Regions from separate parts of the Mus musculus genome. Here regions 2, 3 and 4 are each linked to region 1. The links are chromatin loops, found by intact Hi-C in ENCODE. Cell type or tissue: left cerebral cortex. All regions are shown on one strand. Region 1 holds the start of Map3k14 (mitogen-activated protein kinase kinase kinase 14). Region 2 overlaps Fmnl1 (formin-like 1). Region 3 holds the start of Hexim1 (hexamethylene bis-acetamide inducible 1). Region 4 has its middle 19 kb from the start of Arhgap27os3.

What was found. A loop is a pair of places that touch in the nucleus more often than their neighbours do. Peaks named below come from ENCODE experiments on the same cell type or tissue, not always from the same donor. Only the 100,000 strongest peaks of a DNase experiment are listed, where the experiment ranks them.
Region 2: a loop joins it to region 1, with 6 times the contacts of the local background. A loop is called at or near these places in 2 of 42 quality-filtered maps.
Region 3: a loop joins it to region 1, with 2.8 times the contacts of the local background. A loop is called at or near these places in 4 of 42 quality-filtered maps.
Region 4: it touches region 1 in a loop (3-fold over the local background); 12 of 42 quality-filtered maps call a loop at or near these places.

Annotation. Positions count from the first base shown.
Region 1 is chr11:103,266,331-103,268,830 of GRCm38, reverse strand. It overlaps Map3k14 (mitogen-activated protein kinase kinase kinase 14), which reads left to right and starts at 1,430. Exons shown (of 16, transcript NM_016896.3): 1 at 1,430-1,493. In left cerebral cortex, a CTCF peak has its summit at 1,515; a DNase peak (open chromatin) is centred at 1,197; H3K4me3 peaks cover 1,740 bases; H3K27ac peaks cover 1,677 bases.
Region 2 is chr11:103,197,362-103,199,861 of GRCm38, reverse strand. It overlaps Fmnl1 (formin-like 1), which reads right to left. Exons shown (of 26, transcript NM_001077698.1): 24 at 2,467-2,500; 25 at 2,084-2,204; 26 at 962-1,379. The coding sequence ends at 1,276. It overlaps Efcab15 (EF-hand calcium binding domain 15), which reads left to right. Exons shown (of 10, transcript NM_001254724.2): 8 at 40-215; 9 at 392-544; 10 at 744-918. The coding sequence ends at 901. Among named protein-coding and RNA genes, the nearest start is that of Efcab15, 9.9 kb to the left of the region's middle. In left cerebral cortex, no CTCF peak of the experiment used is centred here; DNase peaks (open chromatin) are centred at 645, 841, 1,196, 2,265 and 1 more place; H3K4me3 peaks cover 2,129 bases; H3K27ac peaks cover 2,500 bases.
Region 3 is chr11:103,115,936-103,118,435 of GRCm38, reverse strand. Hexim1 (hexamethylene bis-acetamide inducible 1) reads right to left here and starts at 2,111. Exons shown (of 1, transcript NM_138753.2): 1 at 1-2,111. The coding sequence starts at 1,514. The coding sequence ends at 444. In left cerebral cortex, a CTCF peak has its summit at 1,396 (motif pointing left); DNase peaks (open chromatin) are centred at 719, 1,354 and 2,315; H3K4me3 peaks cover 2,323 bases; H3K27ac peaks cover 2,023 bases.
Region 4 is chr11:103,324,139-103,326,638 of GRCm38, reverse strand. No RefSeq gene overlaps it. Among named protein-coding and RNA genes, the nearest start is that of Arhgap27os3, 19 kb to the left of the region's middle. In left cerebral cortex, CTCF peaks have their summits at 396 (motif pointing right) and 1,226 (motif pointing right); a DNase peak (open chromatin) is centred at 1,233.

The sequences.
Region 1 (2,500 bases):
AGGCTTCCAGGGACAACTCTTGACACGGTTGACACTAACGTAACAATGGACTATGGGCAACTGCAGGCTTTGCTCTAACATATTTCTGGCCCAGGGGAGAGGGGTGAGTCTCTCAGGTTCTCATCTAGTTGGCTTTGTTTCCACATAGAAGTCAGGCTATGCAGCTCAGACTAGCTTCAAACTTGTCATCCTCCTGCCTCAGCCTCCTGAATGCAGGCCAGGTTGTGGGGTTTCCACATTGTCTAAATGAATGGCCTTTCTCGGTGTCCAACAACAGATGTCGGCTTGAACTTGTCTCCAGAAAGAAGCTAGGTCTGCAAAGTGGTCACAAGCAGACAGTGGTCTGGCCCTGGCTCAAACCTTTCCAGACAGGCCGTTCCTTATTTCTCAAACCAGCCAAGAATATGGCTGCCACTCCCACCATACCACCAGTCCCTGCATCTGCAGTTAGGATTCCTTGCAGAGTCTCTAAGGTCGCAGCGCATCTTTTATTCTGGAAACATTTTTTTAAAAAACACATATTTGTAATTTCTTATTACCAGTAAACAGAAGCTTGTGGTACAGTAGGAAGCCCATTAGCAAAGTTAGAAAAGAAAAAAAAAATCCATAAATTCCCTACACTCTTTCCCGGCCCCATAAAAAGGGCACTGTAGAGAGCACGTTTTCAAAGACCAAGTCTTCCTGACTCTGTAGTTTAGAATGGATCCCGTGCTCAGCACACACACCATGAAGCTTCTCGGGGTGGAAGGAGACTGTACCACATCTGCACACTCCCTTAGAGCGTTTCAACACCCGGTCTGTCCTACATAGGCCTTTGGCTCCCCACACTTCTCGAGGGTAGGCAGAGCAACCTCATCTCCACACACTTTACAGAACCGGGCTCACTCTACGTGCTCCATAAAAATGTTTCTGGCCCCACCAGGCCCCCACGAAGCAGCCTCGCCCTCAAGCAGAAAGCAGAGAAACCCAAGACCTCAGAGCGAGAGCGCCCCGCCGTCTCCAAGGTAACCAAAGCCGAAGCCGGGAATGCCCACGCATGCGTACAGTCGCCCTTCCTTCCCGTAACCTCAAAAAGAATGCAGCCCGTAAGATTTGCCAGAAGGCGAGAGCGCATGTGTAGTTCAACCAACACCCTGGCCTCCTTCGCCTACAGACCGCCCATCCACCCAGCCTTCGGCGCTGGATACCCTGGCCGGAAACAGTGCCCATTTTGGGGAGGCCTCGCTAGCCAATCGCTGCTGAGGAGTGGCCGGCAGGCCGACCGGATCAAGGCGTTTTATTGGCTAACTTATAGGAATGGGTGGGATCAAGGGTCGCGGTGCGGCCAAAGAAAGGAGGCGGGAAGCTAGCAAAGTCGCAGCCACGGGGGGAGGCGTGGCCCGGGGCGGGGATAGGCACGGGGGCGTGGTCGAGGAGGGGCAGCAGGGGCCCGGAGCGATCGCTGGCCAGCGAAGCGCCACACTCGCTTGTTTGAGGACAACGGCGCTCCGCCGGTAGGTGACTGGGCAGAACCCCGAGTCCTAAAGCGGGACGCCGAGGGAGCGGGCGGGGAAGGGGCGCCTCCCAGGCGGGGACTGGGTTGCAGCCGGGCTGTCCACGAGGGATGGCTGGGAGGGGTGGCCGGGTGACTACGGTCTAACCCGCTCGCACGCTCAGCGCCATCAGCGCCACGCTCGAAACGCCGTGCTCGCCTAGAACCTCCAGGCCGCGCACCCACGGGTCACACGCTTGCCCGGAACGCGCGCGGGTACTGTCTGCTTCCCTTTCCCCAACATCCGTGCCATCGAGTTCAGCCGCCCTACTGGCAGACCTGGCTCCTAAGTGTCCCCCAAGAGAAGGTGATCGCTCCACTGCCCTAGCAGTGACATGAGCAGCCTTTCCCTTTGAACTGCTTGGGATCACTTGTTCTGAGAGGATCACTGCTCTGGGCACTCAGTAGAGCAATGCTAGTCGCTGATGGTGCTGTCCTCCCTCCTCGATGGTCCTTACCCTTCTCTAATTCTGTGTTCTACTCGGAACTTTTGGAATCTGTTTATATGTACTAGTCCCGTCCTGGAAGCTCTTCCCGGCTCTGGCAACTTTCAGCCACCTGTCACCAAGTGAAAAGAAACATTTGTCTGAGGCAGAGATTCCCACCTGCTTTGGAACCTCATCATGTTCATTAACTTCAGACCTCCCCCCCTCCACTCCCCACCCCCCAGTTGAGATTAAAAGATGGCTGACAGCCCTAAAGGATGGATAGGGGTGTGCATGGGCTGTCAAGTGGATGAGTGGAGAAAAGTTTCAAATATCAGTGTCTTAATGACATGTTGTTGTTGTTGTTGTTGTTGTTAATTGGAGACAATGAACACTAATGACTGGATTAAGGGCGCTAAAAGAATGAACTGAACGAGGAGTGGCACCATGACCAGTGGACTTCGGAACACTGGCGAGTATCTAGAAACATAGTCTCTCTGAAAGATTAGAGGATTGTTTCCTAACTTCAGTTCTGCAGGGTTTT
Region 2 (2,500 bases), 69 kb after region 1:
GCAGTGTCTGAGCCCGCTGTCCCACTTTTTTCCCCCAAGCTACTATTTCAAGAAGCAGCAGGCCCTGCGGATGAGCTTGTGCGCTCGGAACCGGGCGCGCCAGGGCCGGCCTGCGCGTGCGCACACGGGCCTCACCTTCTTCTGCCAAGCTGCGCGCCTCAATGGCCTCTCCAGCTCTCAGCTGGCGCGCTCCCTGCACACACTGTGCAGAGCAGGTGCGCCCCGAGCCGATCCACGGGCTGGGGGTGGGGGAGTCTCAGACACGGGGCGGGACCCCACGGGAGGGGGATGCTCCGGGTCATCCGTAGCCCAGGCCACCGCCACCTCCTGCTCCCGCGGGGCCCCTCCCAATACTGTCCCCGCCTCTTCCTCCTCTGGGTTCCCGGCCCAGGTGGGCGCAGCCCCTACACTCAGATCCCCAACCTCGCCGGGCGCCCAAGGCCAGAACGCAAGGCTCGAGTTCCAGGGTCCGACGTCCGCCTCCCCAAGCCCCAACAGCCAGGCCGCCCCAAGCTCCCTCCCAACCTTGGGCCACTCAGCAAAGGTGAGAATCCCCAGATACTCTTAAGGACAGGGCAGATGGAGCAGAGGCGGAACGGCAGATGGGGCGTGATTGTCAGGCAGCAGAGGCTGGGGTTAGAGTGGGACCTGAGCCAAAAGAAATGGGGAGCACAGAAGGTACACCCAGGTGATGCTGATCGCGCAGGGCGCCCCTAACGAATAGCCCCCTCGATCTTCCACAGGTCCCCTCCGCCCTCCCGCCGGGCTAACGAGCCAGCCGCTGGAGCAAATGCGCCCCTCGAAGCTGGCTTCCTCCCCGCCAACTCTAGTGCAGAAGCACCCCTCCTCCCCTTCGCCAGCCTGTTTCCAGAGATGTGCTATGAAGAGCTTGTACAAGTAAACAGTTTGCTGAGCGAAACTGGCTGCGCCTAGTGGGATCAGGCACCGAGCCGACGCACGTCTTTTGCAAACATCTTTATTAATCTTGTATAAAAATAAGGTCCATAGAGGGTCTTCCGAGCTAGGGCGGCGGCGAGGTGCACTTTATAAGTTACAGGCCAGGCTCCCGCTCAGGCTGAGTATGGCTATTGGAGGGAGAGGGTGCTACGACCAGTTTTTGGGGGGGTGGGGGGTGGGGGTGGAGTGGAGTGGAGGAGTCTTCAAGGCTAGTAGTCGGCAGGAGGAGAGGACGCCCGACCCAGCCGAGCTAAGGACCACCTTCTTTGAGCTCCAGCCTGCCTACAGCCTTTTAGAATCCACCAGCAGAAACAGTGACTACAGCGCGAGGTCAGTAGTGACCGGCAGTGGGGGTCCAGGGGGGCGCCGGCGAGCACTTCGACGTCCTGTGTCTGCACGGATGTAGGGCTGGTTCCGAAGATCTGGCGGGCAAAGGAAGCACATTGGCCCAGGCTTCAGGGCACAGGCTCATCTTTCTAAGGACTTGATTTTGTACACGTGGAAGGGGACACTCATTTACCACAGCCAGAAACACCACCCTCTAAAACATCCCAGCCATGTAGTGGCCCAGGATGGGGAAGCATGTCTGCCCCTCCCCCCCCCGTGCGCGCGCGCCCCAAATTCCCAGGCTTCCACCAGCACTGGAGTCACAGACCAGGTTATCTAGGTACCTGGGAGCTAAAGGGTCATCTCCTCTCCCAGGCTGGCCTCACAGAGGAGCCGGGATGTCCGCTTGCCGGTGCGGGCAGTGAAGGGCACTGTCTTCAGCACTGAGGTTTTGAGGAATAGAAGGTAGAGAGAGAGAGAGAGAGAGAGAGAGAGAGAGAGAGAGAGAGAGAGAGAGAGAGAGAGAGAGAGAGAGAAGAAAAACAGAAAAGGTAGCAAGAGATATGCAGACCAGGCATCTTGGCATATGAACGGCTTTGATCCCACCACTGCAGGAGCAGAGATAAGAGAATCTCTGAGTTTGAGGACAGCCTGGTCTACACAGCAAGTTCCAGGCAAGCCAGGGCTGCGCAATGAGAACGGAGGTGGGAGGAGGCAGCAGACCCCTCAGCGTGGGGAGAAATAGAGGAAGAGAAGGACATAATGGAGACTGGAGACGGGACAGTGGCCTGGCTCTCACCTGTGATGATGTCCTCGATGGCCCCATCTCGGTCACTCTCGTAGATGAGTGGCTCTTTCTGCTGCTTCCGTTTTAGCTCAGAGATGAGGTCCATCTGTTGTCGCCGGGCCTTGGGTGGAGACTGAGGAGAAAGGCAACCCTAACTTTAGGATACTTAACACCACACCCACTCCAGAACATCTGTGTAGTTCTTCACAGCAAGGATAGCCTGCTAAGGCAGGAGGGACCTATGCCTGCTTCCTCTCCTGGCTTCTGGGGCACTGTCCTTGTCTCTGGGCAGAATCTATGTCAACACTGAAAGTGTAGGGGTGAGACAGGATGAAAAGGATGCTATAAATTCCTGAATCCCATTCCTGAGCCTGGGCCTGGGGCCAGCTGCCTACCTTGGGTGTTGGAGGCTCTTCCCTGCCTGAGGTA
Region 3 (2,500 bases), 150 kb after region 1:
AAAGTGCAGTCACACAAACCAGCACGATTTTTAATCTCTAGAAATCACACTGAAACTGTTACATTTACAAACATTAAATTTATTATAACTAGAATGAATGTAATGGGTCTCAGATTTGGCCACCTTATAGCTCCGCTTAAGGAGGGGATTTTTTTTTTAAAACAGAAAAATGCATTATAACTTGGTCAGATTACTTGCACATTAAGAAACAACATCTAAGGAGGAAAACATGAAAAGCAACCCTTCAGTTTCACATAATTAAAGAACAGGAGAAAGCACACAAGCAACATCATAGCTAAATTTACCAAACCAAAGCCGGGGCGATTTTCTCTTCTGATTATGTGTCATAAAAAGGTCCGCTGTCTTATATACACATGTATATAATGTTACATTCCAGCACTGTAAAAAGTCCCCTTTGCCCCCTCCCCCCAAAAGTTTTCAGTCTAGTCGCCGAACTTGGAAAGAGGCGCTCGCTCCTGCTGCCGGTGCAGTTCGTTCTCGGTCAGCAGCTGGAGGTTCTCAGCGCGCAGCCGGTCCAGCTCTAGCTCGAGCTCCCGCACTCGCGCGTCGACGCCTCCCAGCCGCTTGCTTTCCAGCCGCAGCCGGTTATTTTCGTCCTCCTTGCGGGAGAGGCACTTCTCCAGCTCCAGGTACTCTTTGATGAGCTCCTGCTTGCTCATGTTCTGCAGGCTCTCGGCGTGGTACCGCTCGTACGTCTCCGAGAAGTCCCGCTGCAGAAACTCGCTGCCGTCCCCTCCCATGCCATCGCTGCCTCCGTCTTCCTCACCAGCTTCTTCCACAAAATCCTCATCGCTGGTGTCGTCGGATTTGGCGGCTGCCCGCTTGGGGTAAAGGCCGGTTTTGAGATCAGGCTCCTCCTGATCGTGGTCATCCATGAGGAACTGCGTGGTGTTATAGGGCGCAACTGGCTGGCCCTTGGCGAACATCTCGGCTCGAACCCGCGAAGCTCGCAGGCTCTGCTTCTCGTCGAACTTTTTCTTCTCCTCCCAAGTCAGCTTGTAGTAGGGCTTCCAATGCCGCTTCTTCTTTGAGGGGCGTCTCCGATGTTTTTTCTTGCCCAGCTGTCTCTGTTGCTGTCCCCATGGCTCCTCGCCTCCGGCGGCAGGAGCCTCCTGCTTGGTGGCCTCCGAGTCATGACCTGGCTGCACGAGGGACTCTGACATCGGCTCTCCCTCCGCCGACGGGGAGGCACCGCCAGTGGATAAGTCCTCCCCATTCTGGCCCTTCTCGCCCTTCTCCAGGGAGCTCAATTCTGGACAGGCATTCGTCTGCAATGGGGGCAGCTGGTGCTTCAGGCCCCCTTCTCCCTCCTGCCCTGGACGGCTACCGGACTGCAAGGACGCTCTCGATTGCCACCTACTGTCCTCCTTGGGCACCCGTTCCTCCGCGCTTGGGGGGCGCTCAGAGGTATGCTCTTCATGGACAACAGCAGCACCTGTACAGTTGCTAGTTTGAGGCTGGTGTTGATGTTCTGTCAAGAGTGGCTCGGCCATGGCTTAGTAGAGTTCTCTTCTGGAAGTTTGAGAAATTCTGGCTTAAGGAAAGAGGTTTTTCTTTCTTTTCAAAATATGTCCAACAAAGTCCTCTTCGGTCAGTAATTTCTGCAGTGACGCCTTCCGTCCGTCCTGTCAGCAAACTCCAATCGCAACTTGGAGTCCAGTCAATAAAGGGTTAAGCGCACACAAGCGTGGCCAACTAGCAGGTCCGGGGGTTCAGCAGCAGGCACCGTATGCAAATATGCAGAGGGGTGGGCTTCACGCCTCCCCGCCGAGTGCTCCCACAGACGAGGAGTTGGTGCGCAAGGAGAGGAGGTTTAAGTCCAATGGGTTAAACCCAACCCGAAAGGGTTAAAACTACCCGATGACGCTGCCTCGGAGGGGCCGAATCCACAAAGGGTTAAATCCCCTGCCGCAGAGCCCACAAGGGGTTAAAGTCCCAGAGCCGCCACCTCCCACTTCCACGGGTGTCGCTCCAACCCGAGCTCCCAGTTCCTCAGGCCGGGCCGGAGCCTTAGCCGAGGACAGACAAACTCATCTCCCCTCTGGCTCGATGCTCCGCTCAGTTCTCCTCCGCCTCCTCCTCTTTTCCTCCCTCCCTCCCTCCCCCTTCAGACAGCTCTTCTTCCGCCTCCTCCTCCGGCTTCCCCTCCCAACCTGACTTTCCACCTGCCAACTTCCAACTGCTGTCTCCAAGCCCTCGGCGCCTCTTATATATAGAAGCTTGTAAGCCCCGCCCATGCGCATGCGTAACGGAGTCCAGGTGTGGGGCAGCCGGGAGTCGTAGTTCCCTTCTTTCGGGCCCGCCGTCCTCGCGCGCCGTGCAACGTAGCCAATCATAGAATGCGTAGGGGGCGTCTCCCAGGCCGCCTTCTTCCATCGCTTAGCTCTCGCTGAAGAAACGTGAGCAGTCATTGGGCAAGAGTTATTCGTCTCTCCGAGGAAGGAAGACCAATTACAGAGGAGATGGGGCGGGTTCTGGA
Region 4 (2,500 bases), 58 kb before region 1:
CAATCAAAACAGAATGGTTCTATTGTTTCAAAAACCCCCATATCTGCCAGACATGGTGGTGCATGCCTTTAACCCCAGCTCTTGGGAGGCAGAAGCAGGTGAGTCTCTGCGAGCTTGAGGCCAGCCTGGTCTATATAGTGAGTTCTAGGCAAGTCAGAGCTACAGAGTAAGACCCTGTCCAAAACAAAAACAAAAACAACATTCTTGGGAGACAGCTTACCCAAAGAACACCTGCTCAGAACGTGAGAGGCTCTAGGCAACCTCTACTACCAAAACTGGGGAAGCAGGAATGGGATGGAATTTCTATTTTATGTTATTTTTATTTATTTTTTCAAAAGGTTTTATTTATTCATTTAATGTATGTGAGTGCTCTATCTGCATGTACACCTATGTGCCAGAAGAGGGCATCAGATCACATTACAGATGGTTGTGAACCACTATGTGGTTGCTGGGAATTGAACTCAAGACCTCTGGAAGAGCAGCCAGTGCTCTTAATCGCTGAGCCACCTCTCCAGCCCTAACTTATTATTTTAAGTTCATGAGTACTTTTGCCTGTGTGTAGGTATTTGACTGGTGGCCACCTGTGCCAGAAGAAGACATTCAGATACCCCGAAACTGCAGTTACAGACAATTGTGAGCTGCTGTGAGGATGATGGGACTTGAACCAGGGTCCTATGCAAGAGCAACAAATGTTTCTATCCTCATCAGCCCCCCTCCAGGGGTTCCTCTATCTTCACATCTCCCTGTCTCTTCCCCAATTGACAACCTGGTCTTTCTCCATTTCTCATTTCTTCCTTTGAAACGGTTTTGTAGATGAACTCATACAGCGTGTAGCCTCTGGAGACTGGGCTCTCTGCACTGGGCACAAGGGGCTTCAGACCCAAAAGAACCAGTGATGAGGCTTGTGGTTCCGAGGACTGCCTCTGATAGGTTTTTGAAAAGTCACTCCTAGCTTGAGGTAAAGGATAAAGGGAGGTGAACCAATTTGGAAACCTCCAGAGTTCCGAAGAATAACCAATCCTCCACTCTGGCAGGTCAGTATTCCACCCTCCCCAACCCCACCCCAACGCTCCCTACCTCTACCCATGCCCTGCCCCCACCCCACTTCCACCCCCACCCCTCAGCCCCTACAGCCTGGAAACCCGCCTTGCTTCTCACAAAGGTGCTCACCTTCCCGTAGCATCCTCAGCGAGTGACAGGGATGCTTGGAGCAGAGCTGCCAGCAGGGGGCACGAGAGCCCTTTTTCCTGAGAGGTAATCCCACAGACACACCCAGAGCGAGAGGGGACACTTTGGGACTTTGTATGAGCCAAGCGAACCCAAGTGTCTTCTCCAGTATGTCCTAGCCCACAGGTTTCCGTGTGACTTTAAGCTCTAAGGCTGGGGTAAAGCAAAGGACACATACCCTTAGAAGAGACAAAACTTGGAAAGGAGATGGGGGGGGGAGCTCCCCCAGTCAGAGGTCATTGTTGTTGAGGATGTCTGAGTACCTCCCCCCACCCATGCTACCTCACATTTCCAGGTCTCCCAAGTCCGCGGTGGCGCTGGGTATCAATTTCTCACCCCACTCACGGCCCCTTCTTCTCTAGAGACCCCTTCACACTCCAAGCGTTCTCTAACACGCTCTCCAAGCATGCATCTGGCCTGGGCGAAGGACCTTAACGAGCCTTTGCTGTGTGCTGGCACCAGATGACACTGAAAACCTGGAAGGAAGCCCTGCCAGACTGAAGCGGACGGGCTTTGTCATGATGCAGCTGTCTGAGGCGCCTGTGCTCCTGAAGAGCAACCCCAACAATCACCGTCTCCACGAACAAGACTCAGACATGGGGGCAATAATTTCTGGTCCATTGTTGGTGCCTTATGCAGGGTAAGTAAACAGGTGTTTACACCTCCCAGGGAAAAGCTGCCCAACTGCCCGCTGCCTCCTGTTTGCTTGAGAAGCTTTTGCCCTTCCCAGGCTGTCTTTTCCATAAACCCAAGAGTCCATCAAGAATAGGAGTTTTTGTCTGTCTGACTGGCTGACTGCTGCTCCTTGTCACCTACACATGAACACTGAACGATGACTGTCCCAGCATCTCCCTTCCCTCGGCACGCTACTCCTTCCAGCCTTCTCTCTCCTCAGTCTTCTAGCTGTGAGCTCCCAGAAGGTTCTCTGCCCCACTTTACATCAACCAACCAACCTGTCTCACAGTCTGTCTCCACACCGTCAGCCGAACAACGTTCCTCAGGTGTCCATCACATTCTGTCAACCCTCCTAAAGACCCTCTCCACATTCAGTGCTCAGATGCTGACTGGGCGGTGTGTGAGGCTCACAAGGAGGACGGCACCAGCTGGCACAAGTACAAGAGGTGCCCAGGTCCTATCCAGAGTGACGAGGGCACAGAAGCGTAACAGTGAGCATGCGTGCTGCCGTCTAGACGCTGTTTCTTTTTTAACTCTGTGAGATGTTCCTGGTACATCCAGAGAAAGTTCCCAGAGGTCCTGAGTGCTCACCTCTTTA